Linked DNA regions of Homo sapiens: region 1 is linked to region 2. A link is an interaction called in ENCODE POLR2A ChIA-PET data of the cell type or tissue named here. Cell type or tissue: endothelial cell of umbilical vein. All regions are shown on one strand. Links, peaks and the distances in the headings refer to the core of each region. The heading gives the core; the rest is flanking DNA.

What was found. ChIA-PET counts read pairs that join two places held together with the same protein. Peaks named below come from ENCODE experiments on the same cell type or tissue, not always from the same donor. Only the 100,000 strongest peaks of a DNase experiment are listed, where the experiment ranks them.
Region 1: POLR2A ChIA-PET joins it to region 2 with 5 read pairs; 1 of 35 experiments calls an interaction of 5 or more read pairs at or near these places.

What each region holds. Positions count from the first base shown.
Region 1 is chr11:49,324,579-49,328,974 of GRCh38, reverse strand. It overlaps the pseudogene NOX4P1. Among named protein-coding and RNA genes, the nearest start is that of FOLH1, 120 kb to the right of the region's middle. In endothelial cell of umbilical vein, for the core only: no CTCF peak of the experiment used is centred there; DNase peaks (open chromatin) are centred at 1,414 and 2,084; H3K27ac peaks cover 1,749 bases.
Region 2 is chr11:48,169,397-48,173,787 of GRCh38, reverse strand. PTPRJ (protein tyrosine phosphatase receptor type J) reads right to left here. Exons shown (of 25, transcript NM_002843.4): 25 at 2,949-4,391. Among named protein-coding and RNA genes, the nearest start is that of OR4B1, 45 kb to the left of the region's middle. In endothelial cell of umbilical vein, for the core only: a CTCF peak has its summit at 775 (motif pointing left); a DNase peak (open chromatin) is centred at 747; H3K27ac peaks cover 350 bases.

The sequences.
Region 1 (4,396 bases), core at 73-4,072, 1.2 Mb before region 2:
AAAGTGACAAGTGGATGAGGTAGCCGTTTAGGAACGAACTAAACAAAACATATGAAGCCAAAGTCTCATTGCCTTCAAACAGAGATTACCTTGAGAAGTAAGCCCATCTTTTGATCACAACACTGGAAAAACCCAGGTCTCAGTGTAATAGGAGGAAGTTAGAGTTCGGGCTCATCATTAAAAAAAAAAAATTTGTTTGTGTCTGTATATGGGCTAATTTTATCCCCAGATTCACTTTGCTCTGATCACCAGCCATGTAACTACTACTCCACAAACCCAAAGACAAGGACAGGTGAAACACAAAGGCTCTATGTATAGAAATAACTGGTCGTGGAAGGCAGGGCTGAGATGCCAGTCATTTGCTCAATAAATATTTCATGAAAGCACTCTAAGTGCCATCTCAAAATAACACTTCCTAAGTGGAGTTGCACAAATTTCCATCAGAACCTCCTCTCCAACCCCATCCTTCCCTATCTCAGTTAATGAAATTCCAGTTGCTCGGATCAAAAACTCTGGGGTCAGCCTTGACTTCACTTCCTTTCACATTACATATACAATCCATGGAATACATTTTGTTAACTCTAACTTTAAAATATATTCAGAATATGACCACTTCTCACCACTTCCACTATCACCACCCTGGTCAAAATCATCATCATACCTCAACTGGATGACTGCAACAGCTCCTAACTGGACCCCCTGTTTCTGCACTTGCTTCCCCTCATCTACTCTTAACACAGCAGCCAGAGTGATCCTGTTGAAAAGTAAGCCATATCATGTCATTTCTCCATTCACACTCTCCCACAACTCCTTTATCAATCAAAGTAAAAGCCAAAGGCCTAAATGTTCTGGATATATGAGCCTGAATTACAGAGTTAAAATCTGGGCTAGGAATATAAACTTGGGACATGAAGCATATGGATGCATCAATAAGATGAGAGAGACTACCAGAGAAATGTGTACAGCTAGAGAGGAAGAGAGGTTGAAGAAATGAACACTGGTATGTTGTAATACTTAGAGCTTGTGGGGATGATAAGGAACAACAAAAATAGACTGAGTAAAAATAGCCAGAAAATGTGGAGAAAAACAGATAAGTGGAAAAAAATGTTTCAGTAAAGTGAATGATCAGCTGTATTAAGAGCTGCTCACTGGTCAAACCCAATGAAGAGTGAGAAGTGAACAATAACATGGTCACTGCTGAACCTGGACATTTTTAGTAGTGTGCTGTGGGCAAAAGATGGTTGATTTAAGAGAATGAGAGGAAAGGAACTGGATTGCTGAGAGAGGGAGCAGTAGCTAGAAGGGATGTGAGTCAGGAAAGAAACTTTCATTGATCATTTCCTTTTGGTACTTAGGTAAAAAGAGGTACCCAAAAATAAGGATTGAATAAATTAAGCTCAGTATTCAATAGATTTACTCTAAATACACTAACCGTCTAAAGTTCATACTTATCATGCAGACTTTCATTAGACACTAAGGGAATATTTTTGTTTCCCTTGGAAAGAAGCCAAACTAGAGCAGTTAGATGATGTTTACATCTCAAGAAACTCAGATGTCCTATTAACTTTTCATGAACATTAATCATCTTCTCAGGAAATTTTCACCACTTTGCTTCATCTATGGTTAAGATAACATTGTCACCATGCTAACCTATCATGTATCCCAGCTGATTTTTGACAAGCAATAAAATTACGAAAACATAAAGCAAAACAATTTTTAAGACTTAAATAGTTGAGAGCAAGACCAGAGATCAAAACTGCTGCAGACGTCCTGGTTTCATTTAAACCCACTAAATTAAATAAACAATAGCAATAAAATGTTGCCAGTCTTTGTGAGATCCATAGCCATTCTTGCCTGGTTTTCATTGAAAACTGGAAAAACTATTCCTGGAAAAACTCTTCCCATAGTGACTGGTTAAAAGATTAAAAACACAAAGTAGAAAAATGATGGCTAGTGCAGGCATGCTATGTAAAAGTACAGACAATAACTAACAGCTAGACATGCCTCTGACTTACGGAAAAATATGTGAAATCAGGTTATTCAAGCTGAAAAACAATGAATCACACAACTTAGAATACAGATGTCAGGAAAACATGTTTGTGTCAGGCCTCTGAGCCCAAGCCTGCACGTTAATGTCAGGCCTCTGAGCCCAAGCTTGCACGTATACATCCAGATGGCCTGAAGTAACTGAAGAGTCACAAAAGAAGAGCAAATAGCCAGTTCCTGCCTTTGATGACATTACCTTGTGAAATTCCTTCTCCTGGCTCAAAAGCTCCCCCACTGAGCACCTTGTGACCCCCATCCCTGCCTGCCAGAGAACAACCCCCTTTGACTGTAATTTTCCATTACCTACCCAAATCCTATAAAATGGACCCAAACCTATCTCCCTTCCTTGACTCTCTTTTCAGACTCAGCCCATCTGCACCCAGGTGATTAAAAAGCTTTATTGCTTAGCTTAAGCAAAGCCTGTTTGGTGGTCTCTTCACGCTGACGTGAGTGAAACTTGGTGCTGTGATTCGGATCGGGGGACCTCCCTTGGGAGATCAATCCCCTGTCCTCCTGCTCTTTGCTCCATGAGAAAGATTCATCTACAACCTCTGGTCCTCAGACCAACAAGCCCAAGGAACATCACCAATTTTAAATCGGGTAAGCAGGCTCTTTTTACTGTTCTCCAGCCTCTCTCACTATCCCTCAACCTCTTTCTCCTTTCAATCTTGGTGCCACCCTTGAATCTCTCCCTTCGCTTAATTTCAGTTCCTTTCCTTTTCTGGTAGAGACAGAAGAGATGCATTTTATCTGTGAACCCAAAACTCTGGCACCAGTCATGGACTCGGGAAGACAGTTTTCCTTTGGTGTTTAATCACTGTGGGGACACCTGCCTGATTATTCACCCACGTTTCAGAGGTGTCTGATCACCACAGGGATGCCTGCCTTGATCCTTCACCTTAGTGGCAAGTACCACTTTCCTGGGGGGGGGGGCATGTACCCCCACCCCTTCTCTCCGTGTCCCTACCCTTTCTTTTCTCTGGGCTTGCCTTCTTCACTATAGGCAACCTTCCACCCATCATTCCTCCTTCTTCTCCCTTGGCCTGTGTTCCAAGAACTTAAAGCCTCTTCAACTCACAACTGACCTAAAACCTAAATGCCTTATTTTCTTCTGCAATGCCACTTGACCCCAATACAAACTCGACAATAGCTCCAAATAGCCAGAAAACACTTTCAATTTCTCCATTGTACAAGATCTAGATAATTCTTGTCGTAAAATGGGCAAATGGTCTGAGGTGCCTGACATCCAGGCATTCTTTTACACATTGGTCCCTCCCTAGTCTCTGTTCCCAATGTGACTCGTCCCAAATCCTTCCTTCCCTCCCACCTGTCCCCTCAGTCCCAACCCCAAGCGTCGCTGAGTCTTTTCACTCTTCCTTTTCTACTGACCCATCTGACCTCTCCCCTCCTCCCAAGACTGCTCCTCCTCAGGTCACTCCCTGCCAGGCTGAATCAGGCTCCAATTCTTCCTCAGACTCCACTCCCCCACCCTATAATTCTTCTATCATTTCCCCTCCTCACACCCAGTCCAGCTTACAGTTTCGTTCCGTGACTAGCCCTCCCCCACCTGCCCAATAATTTCCTCTTAAAGAGGTGACTGTAGCTAAAGGCATAGTCAAGGTTAATGCTCCTTTTTCTTTATCCAACCTCTCCCAAATCAGTTAGCGTTTAGGCTCTTTTTCATCAAATATAAAAACCCAGCCCAGTTCATGGCCCATTTGGCCACAATGCTTAGACCCTTTACTGCCCTAGTCCCAGAGGGGCCTGAAGGCCATCTTATTCTCAATATGCATTTTATCACCCAGTCAGCTCCTGACTTAAAAAAAAGCTTCAAAAATTAGAATTGGGCCCTCAAACCCCACAATAGGAATTAATCAACCTCGCCTTCAAGATGTACAATAACAGAGGAGTTGCAATTACTTGCCTTTGCTGTAAGAGAAACCCCAGCCACATCTGCAGCACACAAGAACTTCAAAACGTCTAAGCCACAGTGGTCTGGCATTCCTTAAGGACCTCCTCCCTCAGGATCTTGCTTCAAGTGCCGGAAATTTGGCCACTGGGCCAAGGAATGCCTGCAGCCCAGGATTCCTCCTAAGCCATGTCCCATCTGTGCAGGACCCCATTGGAAATTGAACTGTCCAACTCACCCGGCAGCTACACCCAGAGCCCCTGGAACTCTGGCCCAAGGCTCTCTGACTGACTCCTTCCCAGGTCTTCTCGGCTTAGTGGCTGAAGACTGACGCTGCCCGATCGCCTCTGAAGCCTTCTGGACCATCACAGACACTTTGGGTAACTCTTAGAGTGGAAAGTAAATCCATCCCCTTCTTCATCAATACGGAGTCTACCCACT
Region 2 (4,391 bases), core at 392-4,391:
GGTATTTCCTATGTGGTGGGATATATTAGCCCATATTAGTTATCTCTTGCTGTGTAACAAATTATCCCAAAACAGAGCAGTTTGAAACAGTAAACATTTATCATCTCAGATGCTTTCTGCAAGTCAGGGAGTCTGGGTAGGTTCTGGCTTGGGGTCTCCCAGGAGGCTGCAGTCAAGCTGTCGGCCAGGGCTACTGTCATCCAAAGGCTGACCTGAGAATCTGCTTCCAGGCCCACTCATGTAGCTGTTGGCAGGAGGTTCAGAAGAAGCCCACCACGTGGGCCTCTCTCAAGGCTGCTCAGAACATGCCAGCTGGTTTTGGAGAGAGTGCCGTGGGAGGGGGGCTGGAGGGAGAGAGACAGCGAGAGAGAAACTGCACAGTTTTATCTCAGAAGTGGGATGCCATCACCTCTCTGCAATCTACCAGTCACACAGACCAACCCTGCTACAGTGGAGGAGGGGCTACACAAAAATGTGAATACCAGGCGGGAGGATTATTGGGGGACATCTTGTTGAATGGTGACAACATAGGATTTTTTTATTTTCCTTCTTTTCCTAAATTTTTTTACCATGAACATATTATCTAACAAATTATACGGAAAGCTGCCAGCTGCTGGCAAGGGCGCTTCCTTCGCCCTGTTGCTGGTTTTTAGCCTTGCCTTACGGACCTCCTGGTTTCTTTTCCAATCCTATGTGCTCCACTGCCCTGCCACAGCCTAGCCAAGGATTGCTTCCACAGCCCAGTTCTCTGCCGCCATCTAGTGGCATCATCCAAAACTGCTGGCCCCAACAGGGGCCCACTACTCACCTTTTGGGTCAGGAGGCTTCACCTGCCTGCAGGAATGTAAAGCCCAGGCTCTCATGTTGGAGGCCCCAGAGATCTGCCACGTTCAGCCCCAAATAGAGCTGTGAAACCCCAGAAGGGATGGGATGGCTATCAGAACTTGGAAGCTTGGCCGGGCGTCGTGGCTCACGCCTGTAATCCCAGCACTTTGGGAGGCCGAGGCGGGCGGATCACAAGGTCAGGAGATGGAGACCATCCTGGCTAACACGGTGAAACCCCATCTCTACTAAAAATACAAAAAAATTAGCCGGGCATGGTGGCGGGCGCCTGTAATCCCAGCTACTAGGGAGGCTGAGGCAGGAGAATGGCGTGAACCTGGGAGGCGGAGCTTGCAGTGAGCCAAGATCGTGCCACTGCACTCCAGCCTGGGTGACAGAGCGAGACTCTGTCTCCAAAAAAAAAAAAAAAAAAAAAAAAAGAATTTTGTAACTTGACTAGTAAATTTAAAACTATACTGTAGCTTCACTTTTTTGAGGCAAGGAGGGAAAAGTGCTAAGTTTTAAACTAGTTACTCTTAAGTACTCCATATTCATTGGGAGAAGTTAGAAACTATAAACAGGTGAATATAAAAATAAAATCCACTCCTAATCCCACTATTATATTATTCTAGAGTTGTGTTTCTTTTCTTCTATGCACTTATTTAATTCTTATTGGGATTGTTCTCTGTTTATAGTTCTATGAATTTGTTTTCTCACTTAAGCTTTACATTTTATAAAACCACAGGTGATCATTCGGTTTTTCTTTCCCACAATATCTCAATTCCTAGGCTATACCTGGGTAAGGTAGTTTTTATCAAACTAAGTGCTAGGAGCAGAGAATGCTGTGCTATTTTGCAGGGTAGCCTAGTTTGGTTTGTTTTTTTTTTAAGTATGCAGATAACAGGTCAGCAATACAGTGTCTCCCTGCCTCCTCTAAACCAACACTGTGGGCAGAAAAGTTCTGGGACAACTTTGGCCTGAATCAAAACAGGAAGATGATGGATACTTTATCCGCAGCCCAAGCGCTGTCCCTAAGCAGAAAGCCCAGGAGAGCTAACTATATCATAACACACCCCCAACCAACTGGGTATCCATCCACCTGCAGGCTCATACCTCCAACCTTCTGGGAACACACACAATCTTAAGACACACAGCCACTTCCTCCAAGCCTCCTCTTCACTAAATTGCCCTGAATATGTGTTACAGGCTGAACTGGGTCCCTTCCAAAACTCATATGGTCAAGTCCTAACCCCCACTAAAACAGAATTTGACTACATTTGGAGTGTCTTTGAAGAGGTAATTAAGGTAAAATTAGGTCAATAGGGTGGGCCCTGATCCAGTATGACTCGTGTCCTTATAAGATTAGCCGGGAGCGGTGGCTCACGCCTGTAATCCCAGCACTTTGGGAGGACAAGGCGGGTGGATCACGAGGTCAGGAGTTCGACACCAGCCTGACCAACATGGTGAAACCCTGTCTCTATTAAAAATACAAAAAAATTAGCTGGGTGTGGTGGCAGGCACCTGTAGTCCCAACTACTCGGGAGGTTGAGGCAGGAGAATCGCTTGAGCCCGAGAAGCAGAGGTTGCAGTGAGCCAAGATCATGCCACTGCACTCCAGCCTGGGCGACAGAACAAGGCTCCATCTCAAAAAAAAAAAAAAAAGAAGGAGATTAGGACACAGACAAGCAGAGGGAAGACCATGTGGAGGCATGGGGAGAAGACAGCCATCTGCAAGCTACGAAGAGAGGCGCCTGAAGGCTGGGGCAGGAGAACTGCTTGAACCCAGGAGGCAGAGGTTGCAGTGAGCTGAGATCACGCCTCTGCACTCCACTCTGAGCAACAGAGTGAGACTCTGTCTCAAAAAAAGAAAAAAAAAAAAGGCCTCACAGGAAACCAACCCTGCCCACATCTGGATTTCAGCCACCAAAATTGTAGGAAGTAAATCTCTGCTGTTTAAACCACCAGTTGGTGGTACTTGTTACAACAGCCCTAGAAAACTAAAACAATCCGGAAATCCCAAAGAGAAATGTGTTTTTGTTAAGGATGCCCAAGTAAAATGCAGGCCAGTAAACTGCTTGGCACATTGTAAGAAGGAAAAAAGAAGAAAGAAAGAAGCAAAGGCATAATGCATTGACATTTTTTTATATTTGGTATTTGTAAGTCTTTAAAAAAATGTTTTCAGGCCATTTTTTCCTTAAAAAAAAAAAAAGCAACCAACAGCAATACTCTGTACAAGTATAACAAACATTAGAAATATGCATCATTCCAAAATAGTTACAGGAAAATTACAGTTTAGAGTCCACATCAACACATCCTATTTGTATGTGCCCCCAAGGGAGAAAAAGCTACAGTATGTTAAACACACAGCTGCTACACAGTAGTCTGAAAACCCAGGACTTAAAACTTTTGAGGCAAATCAACAACAGTCACCAAGACTTGTTTAGCTCAATAAGTACAATCAAGCATTTCAAAAGAGAACCAGGCTTTTTCATCCCAGATGAAAAACACACGTGATGGGCTGCATAGCTGACCCCCGCCCCTCGATCCCCAACCCCCGGGAGCCTCTGACTCAACAGAGCACAAATCCAGTGGAGTCAATTAGGCGGAAGTCTGGCTGGAGGTCACAGTATGGCTGCAGTGGGCAGACACCAAATGTCATTTCCTGCTGGTGCTGATCATCACTAGATCCAACTTTGGAGGCAAAAAGTCGTTGTTCCTGGGAGATGCTATCAATGGCCCAAATCCCCCAAACCAGCTGGCCACCAGTCTTTGGCCCTTTCATTGACACCCAAACCCATACCAGCTGCTTTTCTGTATGCAATTGTCAAAGACTGAACAGGGGTGCTCACACCATCCCCCCGATTCCACTGGACTCTTCCAATTTGAGCTCATTGTTCCTGGGAGGGGTTGAAGCTCAGAGGCACCCTCCTCTTGCCTCTGACCAACCCCCAGCCTGTGTGTCCTTTATATTTACACATTAATCTTCCCTTTTCAAGCACTGTGCTATAAATACCCTTACCACCCCCACTGGCCCTGTCCCCAGCCCTTTTCAGGATGCAGAGAAGCATCGTGACCTTCGTGTGACCTGCCCATTTGGAATCCCAGACCGCTCCCCCGCAAGAGTTCCTCCCATGATTGCTGGGGCCGCTTGCCCATTTCCCAAGCCCACACCAGGCGGAAGGGAAGAGGGTTCCTGTGTTTTTCATTTTTATACAATATGTTTACAGTTATGTTGCTTTAATCTTTTAAAGTATTTAACCTTTTAAAGGATTTTTTAGCAACAAGTCCCTTCCTCTGACTTCTCTGTGGCAGTGATGTGGGCAGAGCAGGGCTTAGGAGCTCCCTGGGATTTGCCACCCATCACAATGGTTTCGGACATATTGGAGGGGAGAGGGCCACAGCCCACAGAACTGCTGCCTGAACAGGGACCTATGAATGAAGTACCGACCGCTCCGAGATCTGTATGAGTTGGAGGCAGGCCAGTGTGAAGGTGTGGGAGGAATCCGCCCACACCCAGCTTCATACAGCACCCTGAGGACAATGTGGCTTCCCTGATTCACACCTACTGA